2 separate regions of the Homo sapiens genome follow, and region 1 is linked to region 2. A link is an interaction called in ENCODE POLR2A ChIA-PET data of the cell type or tissue named here. Cell type or tissue: Panc1. All regions are shown on one strand. Each heading gives the region's core, and the rest is flanking DNA. Links, peaks and the distances in the headings are about the cores only. Region 1 overlaps THRAP3 (thyroid hormone receptor associated protein 3). Region 2 overlaps TRAPPC3 (trafficking protein particle complex subunit 3).

Region 1 (4,388 bases), core at 93-4,092, 110 kb after region 2:
CATCCTGGCTAACATGGTGAAACCCTGTCTCTACTAAAAATACAAAAAATTAGCCGGGAGTGGTGGCCGGCACTTGTAGTCCCAGCTGCTCGGGAGGCTGAGGCAGGAGAATGGCGTGAACCCAGGAGGCGGAGCTTGCAGTGAGTGGAGATCGTGCCACTGCACTCCAGCCTGGGCGACAGAGTGAGACTCTGTCTCAAATAAATAAATAAATAAATAAATAAAATTACAGGCATAACTGCATATTTATCAAAATTGTATCAACGGTTCTTTTTCTAATTCTCTGAAAAAATTGATAATATACATTGTTCACATTATAACTTTTGCAAAAATATTGAGGGCTTCAGTTTTCTCAAGGGCCTTTCTTAGTCTTTTTTAAAAAATTACTTTTTTGGCCGGGTGCAGTGGCCCACGCCTGTAATCCCAGCACTTTGGGAGGCTGAGGCGGGCGGATCACGAGGTCAGGAGTTCCAGACCAGCCTGGTCAACATGGTGAAACCCTGTTTCTACTAAAGATACAAAAATTAGCTGTGTGTGGTGGTGGGCGCCTGTAATCCCAGCTACTCGAGAGACTGAGGCAGGAGAAGCTCTTGAACCTGGGAGGCACAGGTTGCAGTGAGCTGAGATGGAGTCACTGCACTCCAGCCTGGGCGACAGAGCGAGACTCCGTCTCAAAAAGACAAATTAACTTTTTTTTTTGAGTTGGAGTCTAGCTCTGTCGTCCAGGCTGGAGTGCAGTGGCGTGATCTTGGCTCACTGCAACCTCGGCCTCGTAGGTTCAAGCTATTCTCCCACCTCAGCCTCCTCAGTGACTGGGATTACAGGCGTGTGCCACCATACCCCACTAATTTTTTGTATTTTTAGTAAAGATGGGGTTTTACCATGTTGGCCAAGCTGGTTTTGAACTCCTGACCTCAAGTGATCCACCCGCCTCAGCCTCCCAAAGTGTTGGGATTACAGGTGTGAGCCACCACACCCAGCCTTAAAAATTAACTTTTAATTGTCAAGTATGATATACAAGAAATATGTGTACATTGTGGAATGGTTAAATCTAGCTAATCAACATATGTATTGCCTCATTTTTTTTGTGTGGTGAGAACACTTAAAATCTCTCTTGGCGATCTTTGAATATACAGTACATTATTATTTACTGCACTTACCATGTTGCCCAACTTATTCCTCTTAACTGAAATTTTGTATCTTTTGACCACATCTCCCATCTTCATCTTTTTTTTTTTTTTTTTTTTGGGAGATGGAGTCTTGCTCTGTCACCCCGCCCAGGCTGGAGTGCAGTGGCACGATCTTGGCTCACTGCAACCTCCACCTCCCAGGTTCAAGCGATTTTCCTGCCTCAGCCCCCCGAGTAGCTGGGATTACAGGCACACGCCACCATGCATGGCTAATTGTTGTATTTTTAGTAGAGACAGGGTTTCACCATGTTGGCCAAGCTGGTCTTGAACTCCAGACCTCAGGTGATCCGCCCACTTTGGCCTACCAAAGTGCTGGGATTACAGGCATGAGCCACGGTGCCCAGCCTCCTTCATCTTTTAATATTTAAAAAAATTATTCTTTTCTTTCAGGCCTTCATTTTTGTTCATCTCCTCAGTTGTTAACTGGTCTGACCCTGCCATATCTTTATTTGTTGGTGGCTTTGACTGAGTTTTGAATACTTTTATTGTAGAGATGGGGGTCTTGGTTTGTTGTCCAGGCTAGTCTCGAACTCCTAGCCTCAAGTGATCCTTCTACCTTGGCCTTCCTAAGTGTTGGATTGCAGGCCAGACCCATTGCACCCAGCCTCAGCCTCTTTTTTTTTTTTTTTTTTGTGAGACAGTTTTGCTTTGTCACCTAGTCTGGAGTACAGTGGTGCAATCATGACTCACTGCAGCCTTGACCTCCTGGGCCCAAGCGATTCTCAGCCTCCCGAGTAGCTAGGACTACAGGCATGCTTTATTTTTTTGTAGAGACAGTCTCATTTTATGGCCCAGGCTGGTCTTGAACTCCTGGCTTCCAGCATTTTATATTTCTTTGTATCCTCTGTAGTTGTGCTAGTTTCAGTAAATTCTTATGTATGTGAGGGCTCACTTGATTTATACTTGTGTCTTCACTGTTGCCATGCTTGCTCAGATGTTTATTATCTTGGGGCTCAAACTTACCTATTGAGCAAACATGATGAAATCTACCATGTACCAGGCATTGCGTTAGGTGTTGGAGGAGATACAAGATAAATATAAGGCACAGTCCCTATTCTTTTTCTTTCTTTCTTTTTTTTTTTTGGAGACAGTGTCTTGCTCTGTTTCCCAGGCTGGAGTGCAGTGGCGTGATCCTCAGCTCACTGCAGCCTCTTTCTCCTGGGTTCAAATGATTCTCCTGAGTAGCTGGGACTGTAGGCATGCACCACCACATCTGGCTAGTTTTTGTATTTTTAGTAGAGATGGGGTTTCACCATGTTAGCCAGGCTGGTCTCAAACTCCAGACCACAGGCTGTCCACCTGGGCCTCCCAAAGTGCTGGGATACAGGTGCAAGCCACCGCACCCAGCCAGCACAGTCCCTTTTTTTTTTTTTTTTTTGAGATGGAGTCTCGCTCTCGCCCAGGCTGGAATGCAGTGGCGCAAGCTCCGCTCACTGCAAGCTCTGCCTCCCAGGTTCATGCCATTCTCCTGCCTTGGCCTCCCGAGTAGCTGGGACCACAGGTGCCCGCCACCACACCTTGCTAATTTTTTGTATTTTTAGTAGAGACAGGGTTTCACCGTGTTAGCCAGGATGATCTCCATCTCCTGACCTCGTGATCCACCTGCCTCTGCCTCCCAAAGTGCTGAGATTACAGGCGTGAGCCACTGCCCCCAGCCCCACAGTCCCTATTCTTAAGGGACCTTCATGTTTAGTGGGAGAGACAGTTAATTACAATACAGGATGATAAGGGCAATAGTAGAACCTGGAATGAGATGCTCACTGACTCCTTCTGGAGAATTAGGGGAAGGTTTTACAAGAATTTACATTTGAGCTGTTGCTGGAAGGTTTCGAATAAGCGAAGCAGGTGGTGAGTGTGTGTGTGTGTGTGTGTGTGTGTGTGTGTGTGGTGGAGGTTGAGACAGGAGTGGTGGTTTGGTGAGAGGAGGCTATTCAAGGCAGTGGGACGAGCATGTCTAATGGTGTGGAACAGGAAAGTTCATTCTAAAAATGTAGTTTGATTAAGGGTAGAAGCATAGGAGTCAGTGGTAGAAGGTGGAGCGAGTAGAGCAGGATTGCAGTGTGCTTGTATTGAATTTTATGCAGTAAGCAGGAAGGACCTTTAATTGGAGGAATGACATGATCATATTTGTGACAGGTTATTCTGGCATCAAATTTGGTCTCTTGTTTATAGACGAAAGCAATCTAGAGAAGTTGGTTATCCTGGTGTAACGCCTTGGGTTAAATGGGTTATTAATCAAGTTTGGATGAAAATTTTTACAAAATTCGGCAATTACATAAGGTAGACTCTGGATATATTATCGACATTTCCAACTCTAAAATTAATAATTTTTTACTGACTGAAATTTCCTTCCAAATAGGCCCTTAGTGAATTAGGCATACTTTTTTTTTTTTTTTTTGAGACAAAGATTTGCTCTGTCGCCCAGGCTGGAGGGCAGTGGCGCGATCTCAGCTCACTGCAACCTCCGCCTCCCGGGTTCAAGCAATTCTTCTGCCTCAGCCTCCCAAGTAGCTGGTACTACAGGCGCCCGCCACCACACCCAGCTAACTTTTGTATTTTTAGTAGAGACCAGGTTTCACTATGTTGGCCGGGATGGTCTGGATCTCCTGACCTTGTGATCCGCCCGCCTTGGTCTCCCAAAGTTCTGGGATTACAGGCGGTATATTCTTATAATCAGAGATTTAGCATCCTCTGTGTTCTCTAGTAGAGTACAATTTAGCCACGTAATAGTGAGATTATTTAGGAATGTTTTCTAAGACTGACTTTATAAGACACATTAAAAAAATATACCTTAGAGGCTGGGCACAGTGGCCCACGCCTGTAATCCCAGCACTTTGGGAGGCTGAAGCGGGCGGATCACTTGAGGGCGGGAGTTCGAGACCAGCCTGGCCAACATGGCGAAACCCAATCTGTACTAAAAATACAGAAAATTAGTTGGGCGTGGTGGTGCGCGCCTGTAATCCCATCTATTGGCGCAATCTCAGCTCACTGCAACCTCCACCTCCTGGGCTCAAGCGATTCTTGTGCCTCAGCCTACTGAGTGGCTGGGACTGTAGGCGTGTGCCACCACGCCCAGCTAATTTTTGTATTTTTAGTAGAGATGGGGTTTTACCATGTTGGTCAGGCTGGTCTTGAACTCCTAAGCTCAAGTGATCCGCCCACCTTGGCCTTCCAAAGTGCTGAGATTACAGGTGAGTC
Region 2 (4,330 bases), core at 331-4,330:
AGACCTGGCCTGGCCTGGCCAATATGGTGAAACCCCCATCTCTACTAAAAATACAAAAATTAGCCAGGCATGGTGATGCATGCCTGTAGTCCCAACTACTCAGGAGGCTGACACAGAAGAATCGCTTGAACCCGGGAGGCGGAGTGTGCAGTGAGCCGAGATCGTGCCACTGCACTCCAGCCTGGGCAACAGAGCAAGACTCCATCTCAAAAAACAAAACAAAACACAAAAATTAGCTTGGCGTGGTGGCATACGCCTGTAGTTCCACCTACTTAGGAAGCTGAGGCAGGAGAATCGCTTGAACCTGGGAGGCGGAGGTTGCAGTGAGCCGAGATTGCGGCACCACAGCACTTCAGCAGCATGGGTGACAGAGCGAGACTCTGTCTCAAAAAAAAAAAAAAAAAAAGAATTCACACACAGACACAGTCCCTAAGGAACATCAGGAAACAGGCAGACACTGAAACACAAAAACATACATACATAATGTGTAATGTACTGGATAAGAGCTTTGTGTTCAAGTCCTGACTATCTGGGTTCAAGTGCTGAATCCACGGTGTTACTAGCTGTGCTCCTTAGTCTCCTCATCTGCAGATAGTAGTAGGGCTGTGGTGAAGGCTAAATGAGAAATACATGTGAAGTACTGGCATATCACATGACTAGCGCTGGCACATGGCCACTCTGCAATAAAGATTAGCTATTGCTATGACTAACATTCATCCACATTCACTGGCAAATGTCCTCCTGCCCATGCGCACCACCCTCCCACCCCTCCTCTAGCCTAGCTCAGTCATAGATGCCCTCATGGTTGACAGTCCAGGCTCCCAGAGCCAAGAGGAAAGAGCAACTGCTTCTCTGCATCCCCTGGGCTGTACCTGAGCCAGCCCATGTGAGCTCCTCACCAGCTCTGGGTTCCATCAGAGATGGCTTCCTGGAGGAGGCCTGGACCCAAGGTGGGTGAGGGAGCCAGGGCAAAGCAGGAGAGTGCTACTCTGTGTCCTGGCTACCTCCATTGTTCTTTACAACACCCTCTCCCCCAACCTCTGCTGCAGCGGCCTCCCTCCCCCCACTCCCCCTTCCCACAGTAGAAATTTTCCTCTCTCCCCCTGCCAGAGTGTAAATTGCCCCCAGGAATGCAGTGAGTCCCACCGCTCCCCTGGCAGTGGCCGGCGGCTGTCCTGGGGTCAGGCCTGGCCCTACATCAAAGGCTGGGGATCAGTAACAGCAGCTCCTTGCCTGCCACCAGCCTCCCCTCCTCTCTCCTACCCTCCCACCGGCCCTTTGGCTTCCAAAACACAGCACATGGTAGCACTTAAGCTCTGGGAGGGCATTTTTCCTGCACCCCCACCACCTACTAGCCACAATGAACTACTTGTTAGGAGACTATTTTAATTTTACTGAATGCAATTTCTGCTCCTGAGGCTTCTGTTGCCACCCGCTTCTTGGCCTTGGATGCCCAGTACAAATGTAGGGGAGGCCAACCCCCTAGGAGAAGGTGAAACCTGAATATGGAAATTTCACTGGTGTTGGAGGTCTGGGGCAGAAAGGGACAGTGTTACATCAGGGGAATGGGGCTGGTGCTCTGGCCTCCACTCAGGAAGTAAGGGGGGTTGATTAGGGGAGGGCTCAGAGGTAGCTTGTACACAACTCAGGAGGCCAGCATGGGAGTTTGAAGTATGTATGCGGCCAGACATCCTTGGCCAACGCTCTCTTCTAATGTTCTGGCTCCAGCAGGCAGGCGCTTAGCCTGGCAGCTATATGTAAGCTTTGCTTTCAGGTCCTGTAGGGGTGGCTGGAGGAGGGGGAGCACTCTCAGCCTCCGGTCAGCCTCTAAGATTTGCTCCATCAGGTGCATCTTCTAGCAAATTCTGAAAACCAGGGGTCCGGTGGTCACTCTCTGGGACAGTACAGTGGTGATTTGGAGACCCCTGGTGGCCAAAGGCTGAAGACCGAGACCTTTCCTTAGAGCTCCACCCAGCCAGCCCCAGGCCCAAAGGCCACCAGCATCAACCCTCCATCTCCAGAACTCTGCCATGAGTCAGACTACCCAAAAATTCTTGTTAGTCAGCCTCTCCCATATAGCCAGGCTCACCTGCCCCATCTTGTTGGGAGGGAATGGCCTAGCTTAGGGGGCTGTCTCAGCCTCACAGTCATAGTAAGAGAGGAATGTGTAATCTACAACCAATCAATGACATGGGTGGGGACCAGGAAGTTAGTTTCCTGGGGATTGCATGTTCCAAATACTTCTGCAGTCCCCAGCTCTTTCTTTCCCTCAGCCCCAATCGTGGGGCTGTAACTGGGAAAAGTCACTAAGGGAGCTTTGTTTCCACAGTTCCCTAATCCTGTAATGTTGCCCAAGTTTAACATTGGGAAAGGAAATATCCAAAACGTCACGACATACAAACCGCTGCTCAAAAGTAGGCTGTGGTACCCGGAGGAGAGGAAGGGCCGAGGGTCCCCCTGGAGAAGGGAAAGGGCGGTGTAGCTTTTTTTGGCAGGGTTCAGACACTACATAAAGCTTTCCACATCTGGGCCCCAACATTCATTCCCTTATTCATTCATTCAGACTCTGGTGTGACTGGACTGAGACCCACACTAAGTGCTAAGGACACAGTTAACCAAAATTGAATCACTGCCCTGGGACCCCAAATTATAATATGGAGGGGGACATAAAGAGGCTCAGAGGATGTTCCTATATTTGGGGACACGAAACTGACCATCCCTCTTTGGTGGCCTAATCCAGCTAGAGCCGGTAAGTCCTTGCAAACTGCCCTTCTCAGTGGTGTCTCAAAACCCTGGTCCTACCCTTGCACAACCAAAACACATCTCAAGCACAATGCATCTAAAACTGGCTCCCCCCATCTCAGGCCTGCACACATACTTTAGGGAAGGCCTGGGACCCCATTTCCCTCCAACAACCTGAGTGTCTAGACCTCAGGGCCTTAGGCTATCCCCAAGCAGTGCTACCAAATACAGCCTGACACAATCTCTGCTTCCTCCTTTTAAGATCTATCCCAAGCTCTCTAAGCCTGGGAGAGGGAGCTGTGGCCTGTTCCCTTTTTCCCCCATAGTGTTAACCAGGCAGTAAAAGAATCTTCATTAAGAGCATGGGTTTTGCCCTTTGGCCCAGCTTTGAACCCTAACTTTTCCACTTACTCACCATATGACCTGGGCAACTTATGGCCTCCACTCTAAAAATGGAATTCTTGTGAGCTGGCCAATGCATGCAAAGTGTTCAGTAGTGTCTTTCAAGTGGTAAGCACTCAACAAATAGCACCCCAACAACAGGGTTTATATGGCCTTTCTAGCCAGACCTTCCAACTTGGTGGCCAAGTGCCCAGGATAGTTCATTTTAGGTATGTCTGGAATAATGGTCTGCTTCTAGATTTTGCTGCACACACTAGAGCCAAAAGCGACTCTGAAGGGGCTTCAGTTGCTTATACTGGCTCCCAGGTTTCCCAGACACTCTCGTCTGTGGAGAGAAGCCACTGCTAAACCAAGTCAAAGAAAGACAGGGCCCATGAACCTACCTGGTCTCCTCACACCATTGTAACAAAACACCTGGGGATAAGCAGAAAGAAAACAGGACATGATTGGGATTTCACTCAAGAATGTGTCTTTATTGAAGAATTTGTAAGAAAAAAGGATGTACCCTCTGTAAAAAGAGGAGATGTTGCCTCCAACAGCAGGGAGGAATGAGACCTGGGTGGCTTCCCAGAAGTCAGTGTTTCCGGCATGACTGGCTCCTTTCCTGGCAAACACTACAATGTGTCACACTACAGCTAGCAATTCCTCCCCACTCCCTCCCAGCCCTTCCTCCCTCCACCCCACAACCCTATAGCCATTTGAGGCAAATGGCTTTCTAAAGGCCCAGGGATAGATGTGCCAGGCTTGCCTCTTAATGGGGTCAAAGTGAGTTTTGCTTTGGAAAAATTCAAACAGGAATGTAAAATGGTTTGAGCTCTTTCTAGTCCAACCAAAGGTGATTACATCCAGCCCCTCTCAAGGGAATGGGGGCAGAGACTGTCGCTCCTGAATGTGCACACATGGGGTAAATGGACTATATCGCAGTCTGCTCTTTATTTGAATGGAGAATGGAAACAGGTTATAAGAATATATAACATCCATGTTCAAGAGTCACTGAGTTCTGGAGGGCAGAGGGAGCACAGAGGCCTGCTGATTCCAACAGTGCTCCTGATGGCTATCCTCGAGTTGTAGGGATGGTTATTCCTCTCCAGCTGGAAGATTGTCCTCAATCCGCCTGATGAATCTCATCCGGATTTCTGTCACACCGTCTCCTTTCAGGGTGTCCTGGACAAACTTGGCCTCCACA

The links. Peaks named below come from ENCODE experiments on the same cell type or tissue, not always from the same donor. Only the 100,000 strongest peaks of a DNase experiment are listed, where the experiment ranks them.
Region 1: POLR2A ChIA-PET joins it to region 2 with 6 read pairs; 7 of 35 experiments call an interaction of 5 or more read pairs at or near these places.

The regions. Positions count from the first base shown.
Region 1 is chr1:36,246,644-36,251,031 of GRCh38, forward strand. All of the region lies in intron 1 of THRAP3 (thyroid hormone receptor associated protein 3), which reads left to right. Among named protein-coding and RNA genes, the nearest start is that of THRAP3, 24 kb to the left of the region's middle. RefSeq lists enhancers at 1,685-1,979, 1,745-2,039. In Panc1, for the core only: no CTCF peak of the experiment used is centred there; a DNase peak (open chromatin) is centred at 1,958; H3K27ac peaks cover 702 bases.
Region 2 is chr1:36,132,982-36,137,311 of GRCh38, forward strand. TRAPPC3 (trafficking protein particle complex subunit 3) reads right to left here. Exons shown (of 5, transcript NM_014408.5): 5 at 3,591-4,330. The coding sequence ends at 4,222. Among named protein-coding and RNA genes, the nearest start is that of COL8A2, 9.9 kb to the left of the region's middle. In Panc1, for the core only: CTCF peaks have their summits at 1,921 (motif pointing left) and 2,136; no DNase peak of the experiment used is centred there.